Regions from separate parts of the Homo sapiens genome. Here region 2 is linked to region 1. A link is an interaction called in ENCODE POLR2A ChIA-PET data of the cell type or tissue named here. Cell type or tissue: GM12878. All regions are shown on one strand.

The links. ChIA-PET counts read pairs that join two places held together with the same protein. Peaks named below come from ENCODE experiments on the same cell type or tissue, not always from the same donor. Only the 100,000 strongest peaks of a DNase experiment are listed, where the experiment ranks them.
Region 2: POLR2A ChIA-PET joins it to region 1 with 9 read pairs; 1 of 35 experiments calls an interaction of 5 or more read pairs at or near these places.

Annotation. Positions count from the first base shown.
Region 1 is chr9:99,586,115-99,594,114 of GRCh38, reverse strand. LOC101928438 (a long non-coding RNA gene) reads left to right here. Exons shown (of 7, transcript NR_109802.1): 5 at 5,529-5,690; 6 at 7,131-7,230; 7 at 7,465-8,000. Among named protein-coding and RNA genes, the nearest start is that of NAMA, 210 kb to the right of the region's middle. In GM12878, no CTCF peak of the experiment used is centred here; DNase peaks (open chromatin) are centred at 685 and 3,008; H3K27ac peaks cover 289 bases.
Region 2 is chr9:99,253,997-99,261,996 of GRCh38, reverse strand. No RefSeq gene overlaps it. Among named protein-coding and RNA genes, the nearest start is that of SEC61B, 36 kb to the right of the region's middle. RefSeq lists enhancers at 2,060-2,109, 7,619-7,678, 7,809-8,000. In GM12878, a CTCF peak has its summit at 7,718; a DNase peak (open chromatin) is centred at 7,956; H3K4me3 peaks cover 268 bases; H3K27ac peaks cover 1,200 bases.

The sequences.
Region 1 (8,000 bases):
CTTCATGGGGGGAGTGAAGGTTTAATTTACATGATTTTGAACATCTTCCTTCCAGCTCAAAGCAGACACTGAGGAGCTTTGCTAAATTAATTTTGTTCTAACAGGTCTTCTTTTGAGTATTCTCCCCCATTTCTCCCCCAAGATGGCTAATGCTGTTTCTTGGAAACATTGATTGCACACCTCCACCCTACCTCAGAGGGGAGGGGAGCCAAGCAAAAGTGTCTCTCTGAGGAGGAAGGTGGAGTTGCCCACCTGCCCAGGGCAGTAAACATTCCTCCCTGGCAGTCAGCTGACTGTGGTTGGGGAAACCCAGCCTGGAAGATCTCTAAGGCTGTATCTCCGTGCCTGAAAATGACACTACAACCCTGCATTATTCACCCAGCTACCAACTGTGTTTACAAAATAGGACTGGCAAGTTCTGGATAATTGGCCACTCCTGGCTAAAATTATAAAGTCACTACGTCATTGTGCTTCAGCACAGTGGAAACAACAAGAGGTAGAAAATGGATTCATTTGAGGCCAATTTTAAACATTTAGGTCATTTATTACCACTGAATCCCTAATTCTTTCTGTGTTCACAGTAAACGTCAGCTTATTCTTGGACTGCTAAATACACAGACTAAATGATCTCTTCTGAGGTACTCTGTTGGAAGGCTGGCTACCTTGTGCTTTTATTGAGCATTTAAAAGCCTTGAGTTTCATTCTTACCTCTGACACTAACTCTCTGTGTCATCTCAGATAAGCCACTAACCTCTTTGTGCCAATTTTTCTCATTGGTAAGATGAGGAAGTTGGACAAGATCTGTAGTTTCATTCACTAGCTTTAAAAACTTTTTTTTTTTTTTTACCATTGATCCCACATTTTGAAACATTCTCACTCTCAAAAATTTACATTTATTAAGTAAAAATTAATACTAGGAAAAACACTGCTTAAGTAATAATTAACATTAGAAAAACGCAGCTTTTCCTAGTATTTTCATTGACCATAGATTTCTATAATTTCTAGTCAGAAGTTCTGATAACAGTGAGGTACCCAGTGTGACCACATTGAGATGATGTCATTCCAGACATAAGAGAAGACACGTGACATTTTCTCTCACCTGGGTGGGGAGGCCGACCACAGGAACACTTGTGATTTCTGGAAAGATGTGGAAGGTTGAAAAGAGCTGGAGGAACCAAATTGTCAAAAGCACAGGCAGACCTGGGTTTAGAGTTTCATTTTACCATTTGGTAGCTATGTGACTTTAGGAAAATGACTTAACTTCTCTCAGCCTCATCATTCTCATTTTTAAAGTAGAGATAATCAGGAAATTGTATGTACCCTGGCTATCTCACAAGTTTTTTTCTAACAGTTAAATTAAATAATGCATTTGGAAAGTTGTTCAAAACTGCAAAACCTGAAACAAATGAAAGTTGTTACTCCTAGTGTTGTAAATATTCTCATTCCAAATATTATTAGAATATTAGATTGTAACTGACAACTTCTCAGACTCATATTCCACCATCCATCCTGTTAGATGTATGAAATAATTTGACTCTGCTTCTTTCCTTTATTCATAAACTAATTTTTTTCTTATTATTATTAACTTTGTGGTAAAATTCACATTAAACTTACCATTTTAAGATGTAAAATGCAGGGCTATTAATATAGTCACAGTGTTATGCAACCATTACCACTATCTAGTTCCAGAATATTTTCGTCACCCCAAATAAAATCCTATACCTATTAAGCAATTGCTCCTCATTCTACCCTCTACTCCCCCTCTAGCCTCTGGCAAACCGCCAGTTGACTTTGTGTGTCTATGGATTTTCCTTTTCTGAGCATTTCATATTAGTGGAATCATACAGAATGTGGGTCTTTTGTGTCTGACTTCTTTCCCTTAGCATAATGTTTCCAACCTTCATCCATGTTGTAGCATGTATAGAACTTTATTTCTTTTTAGAGCTGAATAATATTCCATTGTATGAATATGCCACACAGAGTGGTTTTAACTCTTGTGGATTATTGCCTTCTTTGAAAATCTGATGACATGCACAAACACACTCTTCTCCCCACAAAACTGCATGTAATTTCAAGGCATTGAAAGAGACCCCCAAGTCCATTAATGTACCCCAGATTAAGATCTCCTGCTCAAGTAAGAGAACTTTTCCTGAATTATCCTATTCATTCATTCACTCATTCACTCATTCATTCATTCATTCATTCTAACCATTCATTTATAATTACTAATTGTATGTAAAGTGCTTTTCTATGGTGGAAGGCATGAGAATAAAAGTGAGAAAAAAGTGGACACTCGTGGAGCTTACTTTCTAGCGGTGGGAAGCAAATAAATTCAATCTGATTTTTACCATTGATCCCACATTTTGAAACATTCTCACTCTCAAAAATTTACATTTATTAAGTAATAATTAATACTAGGAAAATATATTAATAAAAATAATTAATATGGGAAGCAAATAAATTCAATCTGATTATTATTCCAGGAGAGGAATAATACTAAATAATAATTATTAATTATAGTAATAATTATTATTATTCCAGAAAAGGAATAATCTAGCAAAGAGGTCTAGATAATGTTCCTTCTTCCTGTGATAGCGGCAATTCTATCTTTAAATTATGAAACAATTCAGGTGAACATGTGGATTTTCTCAAATTTTTCTTTCAAAAAGGCTACAGTTTGCTATGTTTCATAGTAATTGAGAGCACAGGCTTGGGAGCCAGAGTCTACCTTTTCCATGAAATATCTGTTTCACCCCCACCCCAGAAAGTTAGTTACCTCTCTTCATATATTTTCATCTATAAAATGGTAATAATAATCCTATATAATTTATCCTTTTTACAACAACCCTACTCAATGAAATAAAGTATGTAAAACAACTAAGACACCTGAAATACAGATTTTGCTCAATAAATGGGGGATCATTTGTTTACCAAACAATTGCCCATTGCCATTCTCTCCTGAAGTAAAGCTCCTTTGCATGCTGCTTAACCATGGGGAAAAAGGAAGTGTTCTGTCACATGTGTTGTTTTAGTCAGAAAAAGAAGGAAGTGGGACGTGTCTTACAAGGCTGGAAGAAAAGGAGCTGGGCTGTTTCAGCCCCACCAGTACATACTGGTTGATGTTTCACCTCTCTGTCTCTATTTTGAGAATCATTCTGGATTTTCCTGAGATTTGGGTTCATGATGTCTTGTTTCTGCCTTAAAGGCAGAATCTCCCTTACCCAGCCTCTTCCTTCTGTTTTCTTCTGGGTCTCTGCTTTAGAGAATTCTTCCCTGGCCTTGTTTTCTCCTCTCCCTCCCCAGCCCTGTCACTCAATTCCCCTTATCCTGCTTTCTTTCTCTTCATGGCATTTAACACAATTTTTAATCTCTAGTGCATAGAACAGGGCTGGGCACTAGCAGACACTCAAGGAAATATTTATTGGACAGACCAATTTATTGAAAATCTCAGTATTCATGAATTTTGTATTTCCTGCCCACTTGCTGTTAGGTGTGGCTCAATTACTCATTTTGACTAATGAACTGTACTGAGTGGAAGTGACAATGTATCACTCTCAGGCAGATCCTTAATGAGCCAGGGCAAGCTATTGATTCTCTTTCCTTCTGTTGTGTAGCTAACCATATGTGAGATTGTGGCTGCATTGTCATCCCAAGTCCCAGAGTGGCTACAATGAGTGGAGCCTCCCCTAATTTCTTGTGATAGGGATGTTACATAAAAAAGAAATAAATCTTTACTGTTTTAAGCCACAGAGCTTTGTGGGTTATTTGTTACTACAGCATAACCTATATTTTCCTGACTGATACAAGTGCCAACCTTATAATTTAGTCTCTTACTCTCTCCCCACAAAAGAGATCTGGTAACACTCAACTTCAAATAAAAAACCCATGATTAGAAAAAATAGATGTGGCATTATAGTACTATCTTAGGTCGCATCTACGTCTAATTTATTCACAAGATGTCTACAGAATGATCATTGGTCAGCTCCTACTTCATGTACCGCACTTTAGCACTGGAGAATGAGATTAAGTTTTAGAAATCATTTCCTTCAGGTAGCAGAGGTTTCTCCACATGAGACCTCCCTACCCCACCCCCATCCCCAGGCCCTGTGCAATTTGTTCTTCCTCAGCCTCCACTGCAATGACTAAATCTGCACAGTCTCTGACCAACGTTAGCCCTTTTATGTTCATAAGACAGACAATTATCTCAATGCTCAATTGCAGATTAATTGAAGTGCTGGTATAGTAGAAGAAAAAAGATTTTGCATCAGAGAACTTTGGTTCAATCCATGAACCAAAAAGCTCCATGATCTTGAGTAAATTGCTTAGTTTTTCTGAACCAAAGGACCCCAATTATAAAATTGGGATGACAATGTGAGTCTAACCAAAATTCTTGCAGATAGATGTGTTTTGGAATTCAGAATTTTTTAGATTTTAGAAAGGTAATATGTTGCATATGATGCATAAATTGAAACAAACCAAGTAAGACCTGGGAAGCCCTTCAAAACGAAACACGTTACTATTTCTGCATCAAAATGTATCATAGTCAAGTAAATGGGACAAAGACTATGAAGAGGCTTTGTCATTACATGAGTTTTCCCAGAACTTTTGGTTTTCAGAGTTTTAGAAAAAAATTATGAACAAGGTATTGTGGGCCTGTAGCTGTATTTTAGGTTGTTACTATTTCATTATTATGTTATTATTTCAAATAATATGTTATTATCTCATTTTTGATGTATATAAAATGAAATAAAATAATGTATATAAAAATAAAGTCATGTATATAAAAAGGATATTTTGTAGAATGTATATAAAAGGGACATTTGAACAATGTCGCCATAAAAATGAGAATTGTTATATCCTCACAGCACAGAATTAGTAGTTCATTCAATAACATTCCACATAACATTCAAAAATAACAGTAATATGCAGTTAACATCTACAATATGTTAGTCATTTCTCTAGGTGCTGGCACTTATGTTACCAATAAATCAAAGCTGAATTTCTTCTCATCAATCTCTTTCCCAAAAGATGCATGTGCTTCTGTGTAATCCTTTTGTCTTAGTCTGCTTGAGCGCTGTAACAAAATACTTTAGACTAAGTAATTTTTAAACAACAGAAATTTATTGCTCACAGTTCTAGAGGTTAGGAAGTCCAAAATCAAGGTGTCAGCAGATTTGGTACTGGTGAGGGCTCACAGATAGTGCCTTCTGGCTGCATCCTCACATGGTGGAAGGCGTGAACAATCTCCCTCAAGCCTCTTTTGTAAGAGCACCTATCTCATTCATGAGGACTCCATCCTCCTGGCCTAATGACTTCCCAAAAGCCCCAGGTCTTAATACTATTGCATTGTGAATTAGGTTTCAACACATGAATTTGGGGGGAAACACAGACATTCAGACCACAGTAACTTTCCTACATGTGCGCACACACAGAGCCAGACTTTTGATAGTTTCTTATGCTTATTAAGATACTTCTTTATTTGGGGCTTTAAAAAATGTGTCAGATAAATTAAGTTCTCTACTTTTCAGAACAAAGTCCTAGAAGGTCTTCTGGTGAGTCACATTCTGAGCAGCAAAACTGGCATTGAGGCATAATTAACATTCAGATTGCCCCCAGTTTCTATGGAGATGAGTCTAGCCCCTCGGGGGAGTAGTGATGGATGTGTAATCTCCAAGATAAGTAACTGACAGGTAAGAAATTTTTCTTTCTCAGATGCATTAATTATTCACATTCATTATTCATCAAACACTGCGAATTTCTATTTGGAAATTGGACCAAATAGAGATATTCTTCCTGGTCCACTTCCTATAATCAAATTCTCCTAGGGACTGCTGAGAGTTTGAATAGGTCTGCTGTTTGGTCTAGTTTAATGGCAGGTGTTTGTTTAGTGTCACCAGATGATGGAATAAAGACTAAACACCTTGTGGACTACAGAAGCAAAGACTTGCATGGGCTTCATCCTCTCTAGGTACTGATATTTCCTTCTTACTGTTTTCTCCTTCTAGAATGTAAGCTTAGTAACAACTCAGACCTTGCTTGTCTTGTTCACCAGTGCATCTCCAAGCTCCTATAACAGAGTATAGACACTTGATAAATATTTTTTGAATGAATGAATGAGGTTTGGGTCAGGGGATGGCAAAGTCCATCAGAGTGAATGCATATGGGAACTGTCAAATGGGAGATCCAGCCCTGGTTCTTTAATGGGAATTGCTGTCCACATCCTTCCCTGGCTAAGATAAAACATACAAGGGGCACAGAGAGAAGTAATTGGGGCAAGACCCTTAGTCCTTTCCATGATTGGCACCTCTTGGCACATTCTTTAAGTCAATTCTTATTGCAAACATTGTCTTTTTATCAGTGTATCTGAATGTAGACCTGTATTTTGCCTGATATATATCCTGGGACCATGGTCAGTCAAGAATTACTGATGGCCTCAACAGGCCAGGCTTTGAAACCGCACACAGTGCCTAGTCTCAATATAGAGCCATGGCCCAAGGTCAGTTCTCTAAGAATTAATTTGAGGAAACAAATTCACTGAATGCCTATTTGCCTAATGACCAATCTTCCAAAAACAGACTTTCTATAATAGGATCGACTTAAAAAGTGGGCAGCCATTGGGGTTCTATGGGATGGTTTCAAGGGCCTTTGAGTTTTCCAATAGTGTCTTTTTTGCTCCATTAGTCTTACCTTCATTAGAGCCACCTCTTCACGGCAAGTCAAAGCTTCATGTTGTATAGGTTTTTGGATCTGTGACTTTTTGGCATGAGGATTTTTTTTTTTTTTTATATTTCAAATCAGGTGTTGTGTATGTCTTAAATGTCAGGAATATTACAAAAGATAGAGCAGGTGTCTCTTGTCTAACACATTCCAAATCTAGTTTACTGCCTAAATACATGTTAACTGGTTCAAACAAATTAATATTTTGTTTGGGCTTTGAGCAAACCCAAAAGTATTTTAGGATCTAAATTATTAAATACAAAAGAAATGAATGTTCAGTCACCTTGGACTAATAGGGCTAAGTGGCTAAAACGATATAGTTGTAAGAAAGCTAAAAACTAATTGTGTTTCTTAGTAACACATCCTTTCATTCATTCATTAATTCAACATATTGAGTCTCTTTTTGTTGCCAGGCTGTATTCTAGGAACTCAAAATGAAAGAAAAATAGGATATGTTTCTTACTTTAGAGACCACAGAAACTAGTCTCCTATATTGGACCTTCTTGGTAAGAGGTAGGATTTATTCTCTTGAATTCATTGACTTTTTTTGGTGCTCATCCTTTTATTCCATTCTACCTTCTACTTTACAAGTATAACTTATATGCCTTAACTGTACTGATTTTTACCTTCATGGCCTATCCTAATTCTCATGAAAATGCCCTTTCTCGTCTCACATATGCTCACTGTATCACTGGAGACCTCAGTTTTAGCCTCTCAGCCTCTTTCTGTCCTTTCTTGCTCTGGCAGCCCCATCCCTTCAAAGGCCACATGAATCTGAAGGCCAATATTCAAGTCCTATGCTGTTATTATCAACTTGGATGCAGCGAGTCATCTGACCTGACCTGTGGACACAGCCTCTGCATCTGTTGAGAGGATTAAAGAAGTCTAATTCACAGTTACTGCAAGTATAATGGAGCTGAGAGGATGGTGTGAGCAATAGCACCAATGTAAGAGTTATCATAGATTAACACACTACTGGTTCTGATGCAGCACATAAGGCAAGTACCATGGGAATGCAGAGGAGAAAGAAATTAGGGAGATCAACAAGGTTTCACAAAGCAGCTATGGTGAACTTGGCCTTGAGAGTAGGGTTTTCCTGGTGAAGAAAAACATTCTAGGCAGAAGAAATAGCATACACAAAGACTCAGAGGCACCAAAGAGTCCTGTGTGTGTGGTGAATAATGAACAGAAATTGCCATAGATTAGGTGGGAAGTCATTGGTGTTAATTTATAGGTTTGATAGAAGCCAATTCTTGAAGGGTTTTGTATGCCACAGTAAAGGA
Region 2 (8,000 bases), 330 kb after region 1:
ATCACTGCAGATGTCCAAAACCAACTCATCGTGCCTTTGCCAAGAGCAGCAGCCTTTCTAAGCCTTCATGCCTCTTATTAGAACTAAATATGGCAGGAAATTTTTTATTTATTTATTTATTTTTTGAGATGGAGTCTCGTACTGTCACCCAGGCTGGAGTGCAGTGGTGCGATCTCGGCTCACTGCAACCTCTGCCTCCTGGGTTCAAGCAATTCTCCTGCCTCAGCCTCCAGAGTAGCTGGGACTACAGGCGCCCGCCACCACGCCCAGCTAATTTTTGTATTTTTTTTTTTTTTTTTTTTAGTAGAGATGCGGTTTCACCATATTGGCCAGGCTGGTCTCGAACTCCTGACCTTGTGATCTGCCTGCCGTGGCCTCCCAAAGTGCTGGGATTACAGGCATGAGCCACCGCGCCCAGCCAGGAAAATATTTTTTTAAGTATGAAGTACACTTTTATTCTCATATTTTTTTAAACACACAGTCCTTGTCCTACTAAAACAAAATCAGGAGGCTAAGACATTCAGGACTTGCCTCTGTGCCTCTGGCACAGCTGAAATGTAAATAGGAAGCAAAGAATCAACTTGTGAGTTATTGAAATCCATGGCAAAAACAGTCTTGAAAGCCAGAATTCTGGTTTGAAAGAGCCTGTCTTTTTAACACAGAATAGGGCTCTGAGTTCTTCAAGCACGGTTTGGTGCATGGAAAACAAAGCCTGAGGAATGGGGCTTCAACTCCAGCCAGAGTGGCTTCTCCTTTTTCCTTTAAATGCATCTCTATCACATAGGCTCAGCCCCTTCCCCACCTTCACTTCTTCTCTCCTGCCCTGCTCCAGGCTGAGCCCTCACCACCCAAGCCTGGACTATTGTAACAACTCCTTACCCAGCACCTTGGCTCTGTTTCATGCCTCCTCCATCCATCTTACACAGTCTACCACAGCGATCTTTCTAAAATCCTATCTCACACACCTCCAATGTCTCCTCTTTGCCTGCTAGAAACAATTCATATCAATTCAATAAATACTTACTGAACACCTACTAGATACTAGATGTTGCGCTAGACTGGTGTCAACCAACAACAACCCCTAGGCCGAATCAGGCCCACCACCTGTTTTTATAAATAAAGTTTTATTGCCAGTCCTGGTGGCTCATGCCTGTAATCCCAGCATTTCAGGAGGCTGAGGTGGGAGGATCACTTGAGCCCAGGAGTTCAAGACCAGCCTGGGCAATATCGTGAGACCTCATCTCTAAAAATAAAAAAATTAGAAAATGAGTCAGGAGGAGCACTTGAGCCCAGGAGGCTGAGGCTGCAATGAGCCGTGATGGCAGCACTGCACTCCTGCCTGGGTGACAGTGTGAGACCCTGCCTCAAAAATAAATACATACATAAATAATGTTTAATTGGAATTCAGTTACACTTTTTCATTTACATATTTATTTACATATCATTGTCTATGGAGGTTTTCATGCCAAGAGGGCAAAAATAGTTGTCACAAAGGCAGTGCAGTCCAAAAGTCTCAAATATTTACTACCAGGCCCTTTGTAGAAAAAGTTTACCAACCCATGTGCTAGAACCCAGGGCTACCATAGTGTGGTTCCCTGCTATCACAGAGCTTCTAGAGCAAGGCCTTCCACCATCTAACCTTGCCCTTCTGCCCTTTCTCCTGTCACTCTCCATGAGTCCTCTGAGAGTCCAATGGTTCCTAGATTTTTGGAATTTATGAATCAGTAAAACTTTTTTTCAACTACACAGGATGTACATAGGGTTGTCAAGTGGGTACTGTTCAAAAACCAACTACCATCTAACATCACCATTGTTTTCTAGAGAGAAAGAATCAACATTAAAAAGTTGCAAAAATATTCCTTATCTAAAAATAAAGAACATTTCCTCAAGTGACATTAGGTTTATGAGATTGATTCTCCTGGCTGTGTTTTTCCATTTTTGCTGTGGAATGATAGCATTCTTCAGTCACCACAGGTCTGCAGTCAGGCACAGAGGAATCTTTGATCTAGTCTCGGCTGACTGGTTTACTTTTTACTCCTCAAATTTTCTGTGGATCTTCCCGTGAGATTTGACATCCAGAAAGCTCTTCCTCCTTCTTTCCTGCTCGCTGTGCAGAGCCCAGCTCATCAGCAGCAGGAGTGCAGGGTTCCTCCCGCAGCACCCTAAATGCAGGCTGTTCAAAGGCACATCCGGGCTGTCAGCAAAACGGCTGAGTGATGCGACTGTGGGTGTCTCTGTCAGCTGCAGAGCAGGATGACAGGATGGCCCAGAAGGCTGCCTGGCGTGTGGCCCTTCCTCTGGCACAGGCAGGTGAACCTGCTGACACCGTCACGCTGACAGCTCCGTGGCACAGATTCCACCCGAATACCGGATTCAGTGAGCACCGGCTCCTGCCAAGTCTCTCACATGACCCAGAGGCCACGAGGGCCTGGGCGGCCGCGGCCAGCTCCCAATCAGCAGACGGTGTCGACAGGCACTGAGCGAGGTCGCCTTACTGGCAGGCAGCCCCAAGATACTGGGTCCTCACTGCTCACATGAAGCTTCTGGAATCCCCTCTTACGGTCCCCAGACCTGCGGGAAATAAATCATGGCTGCACCGGGAAGGTAACCCCAGCAAGGCCTGGCCCCGATATCTGGCTTTCGTTTGGGGACACGCACTTTCCAAAAGCTCCTGCTTACCCAACACCTCCTCCTCCCCTGCTGCGTGTTGGGGGAGGGGAATGTGCTTATGACCACTTGTAAAATTCACCACTGTGGGTGACAGATGACATTAAACACCATTTTTCTTTTTTATTTTTCACAAGTGGAGCAGGAGCTGCATTTTTCTAACAGTTTTCCATATCAGAAGTTGAGAATTTCATTATCCTTCCGAGCTGGTCTATAGCAAAGTTGTTTCACTTCTCAATTGTTCCCATTTAACCCATTTGTGAGACACAGGCTGGGGGTGGGGCGCAGGGGGAGGTGGCAGAGTTAAATTTCCAAGGGAAAACTAGAAACCCTGAATCAAAACTGGGAGGAAGTTTCAAGATCACCTGGCTCAAACAGCTCATACTTCTGAGGGAAACTGAGTCAAGGAGGGGCAAGAGCTCAAGACTCCACTGGTAGAACTGAAACAAGAAATAAGATCTCCTTGGTTAATCTAAACCTCTTTCAACTATAGTCTGAAAAGTCCAGCATATCATTTCCTAAAATCCAGAATGAAGGTAATTTTCCTTCTAGAAAACGAGGGTGTAGGTACTAGCTCAGCTTAGGATTCGGTGAGGAAGGGGCACTGTGGTGAAGAGGGAAGACGTGGAATCCAGCAGATAGTTACATGAAATACACGTACCCCTCACAGTAACACTTCTATTAAAGGCTGAAGAAATAGAGCTCCCACATTTTAAGTAATGACACCATAAAATTTGTTCCCTAAACACCATCACATTCAGCCCAGATGGGGAAGCCAAGGCTCAGGGAAGGGACAGGAGCTGAGTGAAGGTCACACACAGTCTGGTGAAGGGTGGGATTAGGGGCTAGGCCTCAGAAGTCTGAGCCAGCTCTCTCCCTGGCGCTGGGTCAGACCATCAGCAATCCCCGTCCTGAGGCTGATGGCCAGCCTTCAACTTAGGACCTCGTCTCAGCTTTCCCCACTGAGAGTCAGCTGTTCTTTCAGGCCATTTTGGTGCCAGGCTGATATTGCATTCCTCTCCTTGGCCCCAGAGCCAGGGACATGCTCACTGCTTGGGCTGGTAAGGGGACCCTTCCCACTGCCTGAGCCATTCTTCGCAGAATGATTTCTGTGTAGTAACTCAGAGGACAGCTGGTTTGAGGGCTGGCAGGCGAGGCTTTGAGTCAGGCCTGGCTAGTTGGTGAGGATCACCTGCCTTCCAGGAGGGCTTGGGTTTTACTGCCGTCTTGCCACGTGCCATAGGAGGACATGCTGAACTCTCCCCATGACTTAAGGGCAGGGCTCAGGCTGCCTGGGGAAGGCAGGGAGAGAACCTGAGAGCAATCCAGGCAGCGTCCCTTTCCTGGGGGTGTCATCAGGGCATGTAGCATGGAGGCAGCAGTGCCAGCTCCTGTCCTCAGGCAAAGGGGAACAGGCAGTCTTGGCCTTGGAACTCCCAGTTCCAGACCCACTTCCAGCAGGTGCTGGCTAGTGAGGCCTGTCTAGAAAAGCAGCAGACCAACTTGGCACCAGGCGAAGTTGTGGGAGATGCTCTTCCCCACAGAAAGAGTCAAAGCGTCAGAAAGTAACACCCTGCCATGACCCAGATCCCCCAGCTTCAGGGGCCGAAGAACCCCAAAGATCTTCTCACCCACACTCCTCATGGCACAGGAGAGAAAATGGAGGCACCGAGAGAGGAAAGCGCTTGCCCAAGGTCACACAAAAACTTAGAGCAGGGCTGAAATCCAGTCCCGCTGTCTGATCCAGTTCTTAACCCACAAAATGCTTTCAAAGCGTAGAGTGATACACCTCACTCAGAAGCCCAAAGTCCCATGAGGAGAACATCTCTAGGAGCCACCAGGTGCCCCTAGCAGGATGAAAAATAAGAGCAGTTGCCTTTTTTTTTTTTTTTTTTTTTTTTTTTGAGACAGAGTCTCGTTCCATCACCCAGGCTGGAGGGCAGTGGTGCAAACTCAGTGCAACCTCCACCTCCCTGGTTCAAGTTATTCTCATGCCTCAGCCTCCCAAGTAGCTGGGATTACAGGCGTGCACCACCACACCCAGCTAATTTTTGTGTGTGTGTGTATTTTTGCAATATAAATGTGGGTTTTCACCATGTTGGCCAGGTTGGTCTCAAACTCCTGACCTTAAGTGATCTGCCTGGCTTGGCCTCCCAAAGTGCTGGGATTACAGGAATGAGCCCCTGCACCTGGCCAAGGGCAGCTGCCCTTTACAGAGCCACATTACACAAAGCACTTATGCATCACCTTTTTACTTTCAAAAATCCTATAAGGTAGTGCAATTACTATCATCAGCTTATGTGAAAATAAACCCAAAAGCCCTACTGGAGCCTCGCTAGCCATTCCTTGTTCTTGTTTTCCCTTGGCTCTGTCAAAACCAACCAAGGGGCTGGCAAAGCTGGCCATTTCTAGAAGATCCTTGGAGCAGGAGGTAAAAGGGCTATAAACAGAATTCCAGGTAACCAAAGTCTAGAGGGCCAGAATATGGACTCTGCAAAACACCATGTCCAAACACATAAGGGGAACGGTCTGTAAATGTCCAACACTCTCCCTACAAGTGGCTCACTCCGTGACCAGCACAGGGCCAGGTGGATTGATCTGAACAGGAGCCTCCCAGAGAAGCAGGCCCACGGTAACCCTGCCCCTCAATTTCTGTTCCATCTCACTGCTGACTCCTCCTCCTTCTCCTCCTCCTCCTGCCCCTCCACTCTCCTCCTGACAGCCAGTTGCGCATCTATTCAAAGAAGCCACAATCAGAGCCCCTCCAGTCTTTCTGCCTGCCAACCCAGCAACACCCTGTGAGGTGTGTGCCTCCCTGTCACTCAGCCTCAGCTGATGGACAAATGGGAGTACATCTGGAAGAGGTGGCCCAATAGGGAGGGTCCTGGACTTCAAGTCCCTGGAAAAGCAGCTGAGAAGCTTGAAGGCACTGGGGTCATTCAGCCTGAGAAGAAACTCAGGGGAATGCTGTCAATATCACCACATCCCTGGAGGGTTGTTAGGAGTGGAGAGGGCAGATTCACCCTGTGGGGCTCCAGAGGACAGAGGTAGGAGGGGGCAGGGTGGACACGACGGGCAGATTTTAATTCAAAATAAGGAAAGCTCCTTCTTGGGCAGAAGTATCCCAAGACAGCCCAGGATACGTCAGAACAAATGATGAGTACATTATGCTCAGGGCCAGGAAGCTCAGACTGGAGCCCCAACTCCTACCTGTGCCATATTGAGCAAGTTACTCAGTGTTCGTCATCCTACAATGGATAGAGTGATGTGTTTCTCACATATTCACTTGGAACTCCTTATAGCACCTCCAAAGGCAAACCTGAAATTCTGCAAAAGAAAAGAGTGCAAAGACCTCAGCTCCCACTTGTCCCAGTTTCAACCTTACCCATGTACAGAGATCATGATCTCAGCCATGGTAGTCACAAACAGAGCTTACAAGGGCAGCGGGTACAGAGAAAAGAGTTCTGGTCAGGAGCCAGACTAGCCTTGGCTCAAGTCCCAGCTCTGCCTCTTACCATCTTCATCTTTATCAAGATACCTTGCCTCTCTGAGCCTCAGTTTTCTTGTCTGTAAAATGAATCTGCAAGCCCCTGCCCAACCTCCTCATAGGGTTGTGACAAGGATCAAATGAGGGAGAAGAACAAGCACCTTGGAGGCCATAAGCACTTTTACCTTATCCTTATGGCAAGGATATGCTGAGGATTTCCAACTGTAATTATTTTTACCCCAGGAAGAACATGAGTAACACAATTGCATTCCATAACAAAGGTCTATTCAACAAATGTTCACTGGACACTTACTGTGAGCCAAAAACTGTGCCAGATTCTAGAGGTGCAAGCATATATAAGACAAAATTCTGTGTCCTCTGAGACTCACTGGAAAGACAACCAGTAAATTATTCAGTAAAGCAGAATGTGGTACACAGAGGTGTGTACAAGTTACAGTGAAAGCACAGAGGAGAGTGACTAGGGCTGGAGGAGGCAAGGATGGGGGCATCAAAGGAGGCAGCATTCAAAGAGAGTCTATAAGAATGAAGAGGAACATTTACAAACCTAATAATAGACTGTTGAAATGCATGAGCCAAAATGGACACAATGGAAGGGAGAAATAATACAATAACAGTCAGAAACTTCAATATCCCACTCTCAGTAATGGATAGAACAACCAGACAGAAAACAGGTGAGGAACTAAAGGGCTTGAACAACCCAAGAAAACAACTAGATCTAACAGACATACGCAGACCACTCCACTCAACAACAGAATACACATTCTTCTTATGCACACATGGGACATTCTCCAGGATAGACCATATGTTAGGCCACAAATTAAGTCACAATAGCCAACAGAGATGGAATCAACCAGAGTGTCCATCAATGGATGGATACATAAACAAAATGTGGTATTTACATTCAATGGAATGTTATTAAGCTTTAAAAAAGGAAGGAAGTTCTGACATGCAACAGCATGGATGAACTTCTAAGACTTGCTAAGTGAAAAAGTTACAAAAAGATAAATACTGTAAGATTCCACTCATACAAGTAACTTAAGGTAGTCAAATTCATAGAGACAGAAAGTAGAATGGTAGTTGCCATGGGGTGGGGAGGGATGGAGGACTAGGGGGTTATTGCTTAGGGGGTACGGAGCTGTAGTTTTGAAAGATAAGTTCTGTGGATGGATAGTGGTGAAGGTTGCACAGCGATCTGAATGTACTTAACGCCACTGGACTGAACACTCAAAAATGATTCAAATGTTAAATTTGATGTTACGTTAATTTTACCACAATTTTTTTAAATAAATACTTTTTTAAAGAAAAGAATGAGGAGAGAGTGTTCCAAGCAGTCCAGATTGGGAAGAAAAATCTAGACAAGAGAAACAGCTTATGCAAAAGCACAGAGATACAAAAGTGACTAGTGTTCTCTGGAAACAACAAAGGCATCCCCATTGTGTAAGACACACAGCGTGGCCACAGTGGGCTGGAAAAGTTCCCTGAATACCCTGCTAGGAAGTTTGGATGCCACTCTGTGGGCTCTAGGGGAATGGCATGGTCACAGCTGTGGCTTAGAACAATCCAACTAGGAGGAGAATGGGGAGGGTGGGTGGCACGAGGAGACACACAGAGCACGATACCACCTCTAGACAGACGTGAAGAGGGAAACCGCCTTCCAGACGGCCCAGCCAACCAGCCCTGTGGCCACCATCCCAGTGCTGCGGTGAGTGACTCAAGCTACTTGCCTCGAGGGGCGATCCACTGAAGGCAAGAGGGATTCCCCTGGAAACTTTGATTCTGCTGAGAGAGAAAGACTGAAACCAAAAGCAGGTGCGTTGGTGGGGCC